Linked DNA regions of Homo sapiens: regions 2 and 3 are each linked to region 1. A link is a loop called in an ENCODE intact Hi-C map of the cell type or tissue named here. Cell type or tissue: heart left ventricle. All regions are shown on one strand.

Region 1 (2,500 bases):
GGAGGCCCAGCAGAACACCTTTGATTTAGTGCAAAAGGCAAAGTCAGCTGATGGTCTTGGAAGGAAGTGTAACATGAAGAGGCATTAAAAGGACTGTCCTCTCTTTAGAGGAGGGAGGGAAAAGGGGGGCTGGGGAGGGAGAGAGCAGATGGTAAGGCTTTGTGATGTTTCCGCTTTCCCTAAAAACTCTCATATCGTGGTGCCCAGGAATCTGCCATCCATTCCTTTCTGCCATTAAACTCAAACCAACATATACATATTTTAGACCATTTAAATTCCGCCCTCTTACAGCACGTATTATAATTGCTCAGTTAATTTGGCATTAAGGTATCCGAAAATGTCAACTGTGTACATACAATCTTTGTTGGGTGTTTGGCTCTTTTCCTTGAGAGCAAATACAAGAGCCATCCGTCCAACCAAAGCTTTAGAATCAGTTTCTGTTTGCTGAAAAATCTGGTTTTTATTTGTTTAGGTCCTAACGCCAGCCCCGATGGTCTCATTCCGTGGACGAGGTTTTGTAAGGTGAGGACTGTCTGGGTTTTATGCTCTCTAAGTCCTTTTTGCTCTTGGTTGAGGTTCTCATGTTTCTTGCTGTGATAGTTACTTAACTGTTTGCTTATTTTGGCGTGTTCTTCTCTGGCCAAGGAGCCCCTCGGGCAAGTTGTTTACTTTTCTTCAGTGCAGGAGGTTGGTCTCCGAGCAGGAGTCTGACAGGAAGCACCTGCCTGAGTGATAACATTCTTTCATATCTGAAATGAGGCTTCTGTTCACTCACGCTGGACCCCTGCCCAGCAGTGTTTTAGCCATTTCTGTGTGAAATGTATGTTGTGGGCTGGGTGGCGCAGCCTGACCAGCCAGACGAGTTTAACGGCCTGCTCGAGCAGAGGGGCCCACTGCGGGGAACATTTAGATTCTGCTGGAGTCACCAGACAGTGCGGACCAGCTTGCACTGCTGGATTTTGCTAGTGTGGGGCAGCTTGTGTTTCCGTGAGTCACGCTGGAGGTCACCCCCAGGCTAGCTTGCTACTGTTTGGAAAGGGAAGCAGAGCCCGGCCCAGGGAAGTGGAGAGCTCTGGAGAGCTCCTGGTCTGAATGCTGATAAGAGCGGGGAGGGAACTTGATATTCCCTGCCAGGGGAGGGATCCCATTGCTGTGCTGAATGGGACAGTTCCATCCTTGGCACCTGGGGAGTCTTTGCAAATGATGGTGGGAGGGGCCATGGTAAGTCATTGTTTTAGATTTTTGTTCATAATGTCTGCATTTGTATACTTTCAGGAAAATATAAATGATAAAAATTTTCCCTTCTGGCTTTGGATTGAAAGCATCCTAGAACTCATTAAAAAACACCTGCTCCCTCTCTGGAATGATGGGTAAGGGCCACCGATAGATGTATTTTGAAACATATTTTTAGTGCTGCGAGGTTGAGACAAGGCCTGAGTCCAGCTTCAGTATTTGACTAGGCGTGTGTGAATCTCACAGGAGTGCGCATTTATAGGCTGCCCCTTCAGGGCTTCAGAAGAGTAGAACCTCATAACATTAACCTTACACTTTCTTAGTACAAGTATATGTATTGGCAAAGCTAAATTAAAAAAAAAAAACAACTCTTGAGTGCCATTCATGCATTCATTCACTCAACAAAAATTTTTTGAGCACCTACTATGTGGCCCCTAGGAAGGAAGAAAAACCCTTTTAACTGGGTAAATCATTTCTATCTTGACTTATTGCCAGGATCGGCTGATATTTCAACAGAAGCTTTAACTTGATCAGAAGGGCTAAAATATGAAAATATATTGCCTAGGTCTTCCTCTCCAGTAAAAAAGATGTATACATTCAGACATTGTTATGGCCTTTAAAATAATAAAGGAACAATAAAAGGCTCATTAATCCCACACGTGTTATTGAGCATCTGTAGCATCCTACTGACACCATGTTCATATCGCTTTTTTTAAAACCTTAGTATATACATGTATAAGTGAAATGCTTCCTTAAGTGTCAACTGAACAGATTTTAAAATAGTCTACGTTTTTTACCGTAGGTTTTTTTTCTCACATTCCAGCCATTTTCTTGGTTTGTAAGTTAGCATGAAAATGGAAATCATGATTGAACTAAAAGCCCATCCGTCCATCTCTTCGATATCCAGGTGCATCATGGGCTTCATCAGCAAGGAGCGAGAGCGTGCCCTGTTGAAGGACCAGCAGCCGGGGACCTTCCTGCTGCGGTTCAGTGAGAGCTCCCGGGAAGGGGCCATCACATTCACATGGGTGGAGCGGTCCCAGAACGGAGGCGGTGAGTGGGAGTTTGAGCACATAGTCCCACCATTCCATGTGTGTGAAGTCCCTCTTCATCGCCGCCAGTCAGCTCATACAGATAGTGCGTTTGGGACATGAAATTGCAGATCTTATACTTACCCCAAATGAGCCCCCGATAGGATTTAATAAACCACCACAAATGTTTGTGGTTGTGGTTCACTCTCTGGAACATATTGTGGAAATGATGGTTT
Region 2 (2,500 bases), 130 kb after region 1:
ATTGTATTCAAAAAGCAATGTTTCTAAGGTTCACGCTCGAGAGAGAATGAAATAGGTAAGAAGTTGAGAAACAGCATCTAAGTAAATTTGTTATGGCAACTGTGCCATTCTTGCTTTTACCTGCAACTAAAGCAATGACCAGATACCTAACTGGTTTGAGTTAACAAAATATACAGCATCTTTAGGAGGGTCCTGACGCCTCCAGAATGTGGATCCAGGATGAATACAGAAATTTCTGTTTCAGTCAGAGGATAAGAACAGAGATAGAATAAGTTGATTTAAAGTAATTAAGCATTAGTGAAAATATATATCAGTATCAAAAGTTCGATCATTTTAAAATACCTTAATCTCATCTTAATGTTTAATGTTTGTATTACTTGATGGTGCAATGTCCTTTTGTTTTGTTTTGTTTTTGTGACGGAGTCTTGCTCTGTTGTCAGGCTGGAATGTAGTGGCAGGATCTCGGCTCACTGCAACCTCTGCCTCCTCAGTTCAAGCGATTCTCCTGCCTCAACCTCCCAAGTAGCTGGGACTGCAGGTGCATGCCACCCCACCCAGCTAATTTTTGTATTTTTAGTAGAGATGGGGTTTCACCATGTTGGCCAGGATGGTCTCCATCTCTTGACCTCGTGATCTGCCTGCCTCAGCCTCCCCAAGTGCTGGGATTAAAGGCATGAGTCACCACACCTGGCCCCATTTTTAAATAACCAAGTTAACATTTTTAAAGAAGTCTAGAAGGTTAATGCAATATAATCTACCTTGTAACCATACTTCTTGCCATAGCCTGATTGGATAAGAGGTTCATCCACTCAAAATGCCACAGAGGCCAGGTAGGTAAACTGAAGGAGGCTGGATGTAAGCACACGAGCATAGATGTACATTGAGTGCTGGAAAGTGCCTGGCTATTTAAGTGGGGCAGCTGGGTTCAGCTATAGCTAATGGTTATCTTGAGGGAATGAAGAGCTAGTAATTGCTAGATCTTCTGATTTTTCAAGAAAGACTGAAAATCCATATTGTTATGTGGGCACTCCTGATTATTAGCTGTTGGCTTAAATTTAAAATGAGCAAGACCATCCTGGCTAACACGGTGAAACCCCGCCTCTACTAAACAAAATACAAAAAAATTAGCCGGGCGTGGTGGCAGGCGCCTGTAGTCCCAGCTACTCGAGAGGCTGAGGCAGAAGAACGGCGTGAACCCGGGAGGCACAGCTTGCAGTGAGCCGAAATCGCACCACTGCACTCCAGCCTGGGCAACAGAGCGAGACTCCGTCTTAAAAAATATAAATAAATAAATAAATAAATAAATAAATAAATAAAGCAAGCCAACAAACCATTTGAATCAAACCAAATATGGCTGCTGGCCACTCATTTATTTCTGGTCTGACCATGTGATATTTATTGCCCCCTGGTGGTGGCTTTCCTCAATTCTAGCTTTAATTTTAAGAGATGTGACAACGAATTTTGGTGTTTGGCTAATTTGTGAAGGGGCATAGTCCTGCTGGGTGGGCGAGTTGCCCACTTCCAACATCCGTGCCAATGCTTTCTTAGATTGGCACAAAAGGCAAAGTGAAAATAAGCTCTCAAATGATAGTTCATGAGTCAAATACCAAAAAGAAATATTCACTAATACAGATATTGTATGATAATAAGTACAATATGGAGGTTTTTGTTTGTTTGTTTGTTTTTGTTTTGTTTGTTTGTTTTGAGACAGAGTCTCGCTCTGTCGCCAGGCTAGAGTGTAGTGGTGCGATCTCCGCTCACTACAACCTCCAACTCCCTGGTACAAGATATTCTCCTGCCTCAGCCTCTCAAGTAGCTGGGATTACAGGCACGCGCCACCACGCCCAGATAATTTTTGTATTTTTAGTAGAGATGGGGTTTCACCAGGTTGGCCAGGATGGTCTCGATCTCCTGATTTCGTGATCTGCCCGCCTCAGCCTCCCAAAGCTCTGGGATTACAGGTATGAGCCACCGCACCTGGCCCCAATATGTAGTTTTTGAAAAGCATATATTATCATATATTCAGGATGCTTTCTGGGCACAGTTAAAGCTAGGGGTGCCAAAAAACATTGGATCATTGTCTTGGGCTCTGTGGCTGCAGGACTGAGCATCTGGACTGTGACTCACTCAGGCAGTTGGCCAGTTCCCCAACTGGTGCTAAAGGAGACCTGAAATACACTTTTCTCATCTGTAAAATATGAGGATAATAATCCTACCTGGCTCGTGGGGTTATAAGACTCACTGTCCTCAATATGTGTTAGGGGGAAAATTCCTACAGATATATTAATATATGCAGTAAGCTCAACCTACTACCCTTGGTCATCAAGACAGGCAGGTAGGACTCTCTTGTCTTCTATGCACACCCTTGGCCCATACTGGGTGTGGTTCTTTTGGGACTTCCTCATTCTCTCCTTTAAGGTTGATTTCTTTTAAACTGATGTTCCCATATAAACATGTTTGAAGCAGAAAATGGTAGATTACAGCATGATTTGGACTGTCT
Region 3 (2,500 bases), 120 kb after region 1:
ATAATAAAACTCTTTCACTCCTAGCAACCACTTCCTGGAAAACAACCTGACAAAAAGATGAAAACAGTGAAAAGAGGTCTTTTGCACATTTAACAATGATAAGAGGGATTTTTAAGAGTGAAATCCCATAATAGCTTCAATCATAAATGGCTATATCCAGTATCTCTCAGATGAGCAGCCAGGATCATGAACTTCCTTGTTGCAAAATCATGTATTAACCCTTCCCTGATCACTGCATTCTGGATATGACAATCATCTACCTACAGAATTTTACAACAAAACCATCACTGAGATTTTACTGGGTGTATGGTATGCCCCATGCATTAATTTCACATTAATAGAAGGAATTGTACTCATTTTCTTGCTCCTCCTTATGTTCCTCTGGACAATTTATATAGCCTCAAAGGTCTTCGTTTCCTCACTTATAAAGTGAAGATAATGGTTCACACTTCTCACAACTATTGTGAGAATTAAATGAAGTAATGCATGCATATTGTTCAGGGATAGGCACACACAGAAACTCAACAGATGTTAGCTCCTTGTCCCTTGCAATCCATTTCTATCCAGGAGCTATAGTGATCTTCTTACACATAAATCGGATCATGCTACTCTCCAGCTTAAAACCCATAATGGCTTCCCATTACATTTAGGATAAAATTAAAAATTTGTAATATTCCTACAATACCTCTCTGGCTCTGCCTAAATTTTAGGTACATCTTCAGCCAGTCTACCACTAACATTCTATGCTCCAGCTAAAATTACCTTCTTTTGGATCTTTAAATATGCCAGAACTATATCATGGCCCCTGCATGGTAGCAGCACAAGGGGAGATTTGGGTGTCTTTATTCCTTATGATATGCATGAAGTCCATCCTTTATTTGATATGCAAAATTGATATATTATGAATCTTATATAGAATGCTATGCACAAACAGCTTCTAGCCCACCACTGAGTCAAATTGCTACCTCTAAGGCCCTCCTAAATTGTCATTTGGAAACTGTCACTGTTCTTGCACATGCCATTCGTTCTGCTCAAAAAAGCCCTTATCTTTTCTCTTTGCTACTGGTGAAATCTTACTGACTCATCAAGTCTGAGCTTGAATAATCCTGTGTGTCTATTAAGGTAGAGAAGGGCAAGGATAGTGTGGCTGCTTCTCTTAATGCTGTGGTCTAACATAAAGGGAGGCAGGAAATGCTTGTTGTTGGAACTCAAGGTTTACTAGATTTTTTTTTCTTTTTTTTGAGACTGGGTCAGTGCAGTGGCGCAATCTTGGCTCACTGCAACATCTGCCTCCCAGGTTCAGAGCTCAAGGTTTACTAATTGTATTAGTCTGTTCTCACACTGCTAATAAAGACATACCTGAGACTGGGTAATTTATAAAGGAAAGAGATTTAATTGACTCACTGTTCAGCATGACTGGTGAGGCCTCAGATTGAAACTTACAATCATGATGGAAGGGAAAGCAAACATGTCCTTCTTCACATGGCAGCAGCAAGGAGAAGTGCCAAGCAAAAGTGGGAAAAGCCTCTTATAAAACCATTAGATCTTGTGAGAACTCACTCACTGTCATGAGAACAGCATGAGGGTAACCACTCCTATGACTAAATTACATCCCACTGGGTCTCTCCCATGACACATGGGGATTATGGGAACTACAATTCAAAATGAGATTTGGGTTGGTGACACAGCCAAACTGTATCACTAACCAATAAAGTTTACCTGAATATATATATAGTGAAAGATCTGCCCCTGCACCCATGAAAAACTAGAGCATGTTACACCAGCTAAATCTGATGACAAATTTTGAGTCTGTCTTAAGCCAACATTTAGGAGTCAAAGAGAAAGAAAATGCCTCCATCAAAGACTGTGCCTTTGTATCCTGGCCTTTTCCTACGTCTTTTTTTAATTTTTATTTCTTTTAGACAGAGTCTCGCTCTGTTGCCCAGGCTGGAGTGCACTGGAGTGATCTTGGCTCACTGCAACCTCCGCATCCCAGGTTCAAGCTATTCTCCTGCCCCAGCCTCCCAAGTAGCTGAGATTACAGGCGCCCACCACTACGCCCGGTAATTTTTTGTATTTTTAGTAGAGACGGGGTTTCTCCATGTTGGCCAGGCTGGTCTCAAACTCCTGACCTTGTGATTTGCCGGCCTCAGCCTCCCAAAGTGCTGGGATTACAGGTGTGAGCCACCGTGCCCAGCATCCTTTTCCTACTTCTTTAACTCACTTCCTTTCTACTACCCTGACCACTGCATTTCAACATACACAAATCAATCTGAAGCAGAACTAAATTTTACATAGAAAGAGGGGTTTGAGAAAGGGAAAAGCGAGTGGCAGGACTATGAACAGAAGAAATAAAATGCAAGTACAGCCTCAAGGCATTCTTTCTCCTGGGCTCTCAGCAGGGAAGTTCCTGCCAGGCATATCTTTGTACCACACTTCTAGTCTGTCTTACATTCCTCTGGATCATTTACCAGTGGCCTAAGCTGCCTGCTTTACTTTC

Evidence for each region. Hi-C counts contacts between places; a loop is a spot of excess contacts. Peaks named below come from ENCODE experiments on the same cell type or tissue, not always from the same donor. Only the 100,000 strongest peaks of a DNase experiment are listed, where the experiment ranks them.
Region 2: it touches region 1 in a loop (2.2-fold over the local background); 5 of 110 quality-filtered maps call a loop at or near these places.
Region 3: a loop joins it to region 1, with 2.2 times the contacts of the local background. A loop is called at or near these places in 4 of 110 quality-filtered maps.

The regions. Positions count from the first base shown.
Region 1 is chr2:190,978,642-190,981,141 of GRCh38, reverse strand. It overlaps STAT1 (signal transducer and activator of transcription 1), which reads left to right. Exons shown (of 25, transcript NM_007315.4): 19 at 473-522; 20 at 1,276-1,370; 21 at 2,141-2,286. Among named protein-coding and RNA genes, the nearest start is that of STAT1, 34 kb to the left of the region's middle. In heart left ventricle, no CTCF peak of the experiment used is centred here; a DNase peak (open chromatin) is centred at 1,011; H3K4me3 peaks cover 635 bases; H3K27ac peaks cover 1,247 bases.
Region 2 is chr2:190,849,625-190,852,124 of GRCh38, reverse strand. No RefSeq gene overlaps it. Among named protein-coding and RNA genes, the nearest start is that of GLS, 30 kb to the left of the region's middle. In heart left ventricle, a CTCF peak has its summit at 1,422 (motif pointing left); a DNase peak (open chromatin) is centred at 2,124.
Region 3 is chr2:190,861,429-190,863,928 of GRCh38, reverse strand. No RefSeq gene overlaps it. Among named protein-coding and RNA genes, the nearest start is that of GLS, 18 kb to the left of the region's middle. In heart left ventricle, no CTCF peak of the experiment used is centred here; no DNase peak of the experiment used is centred here.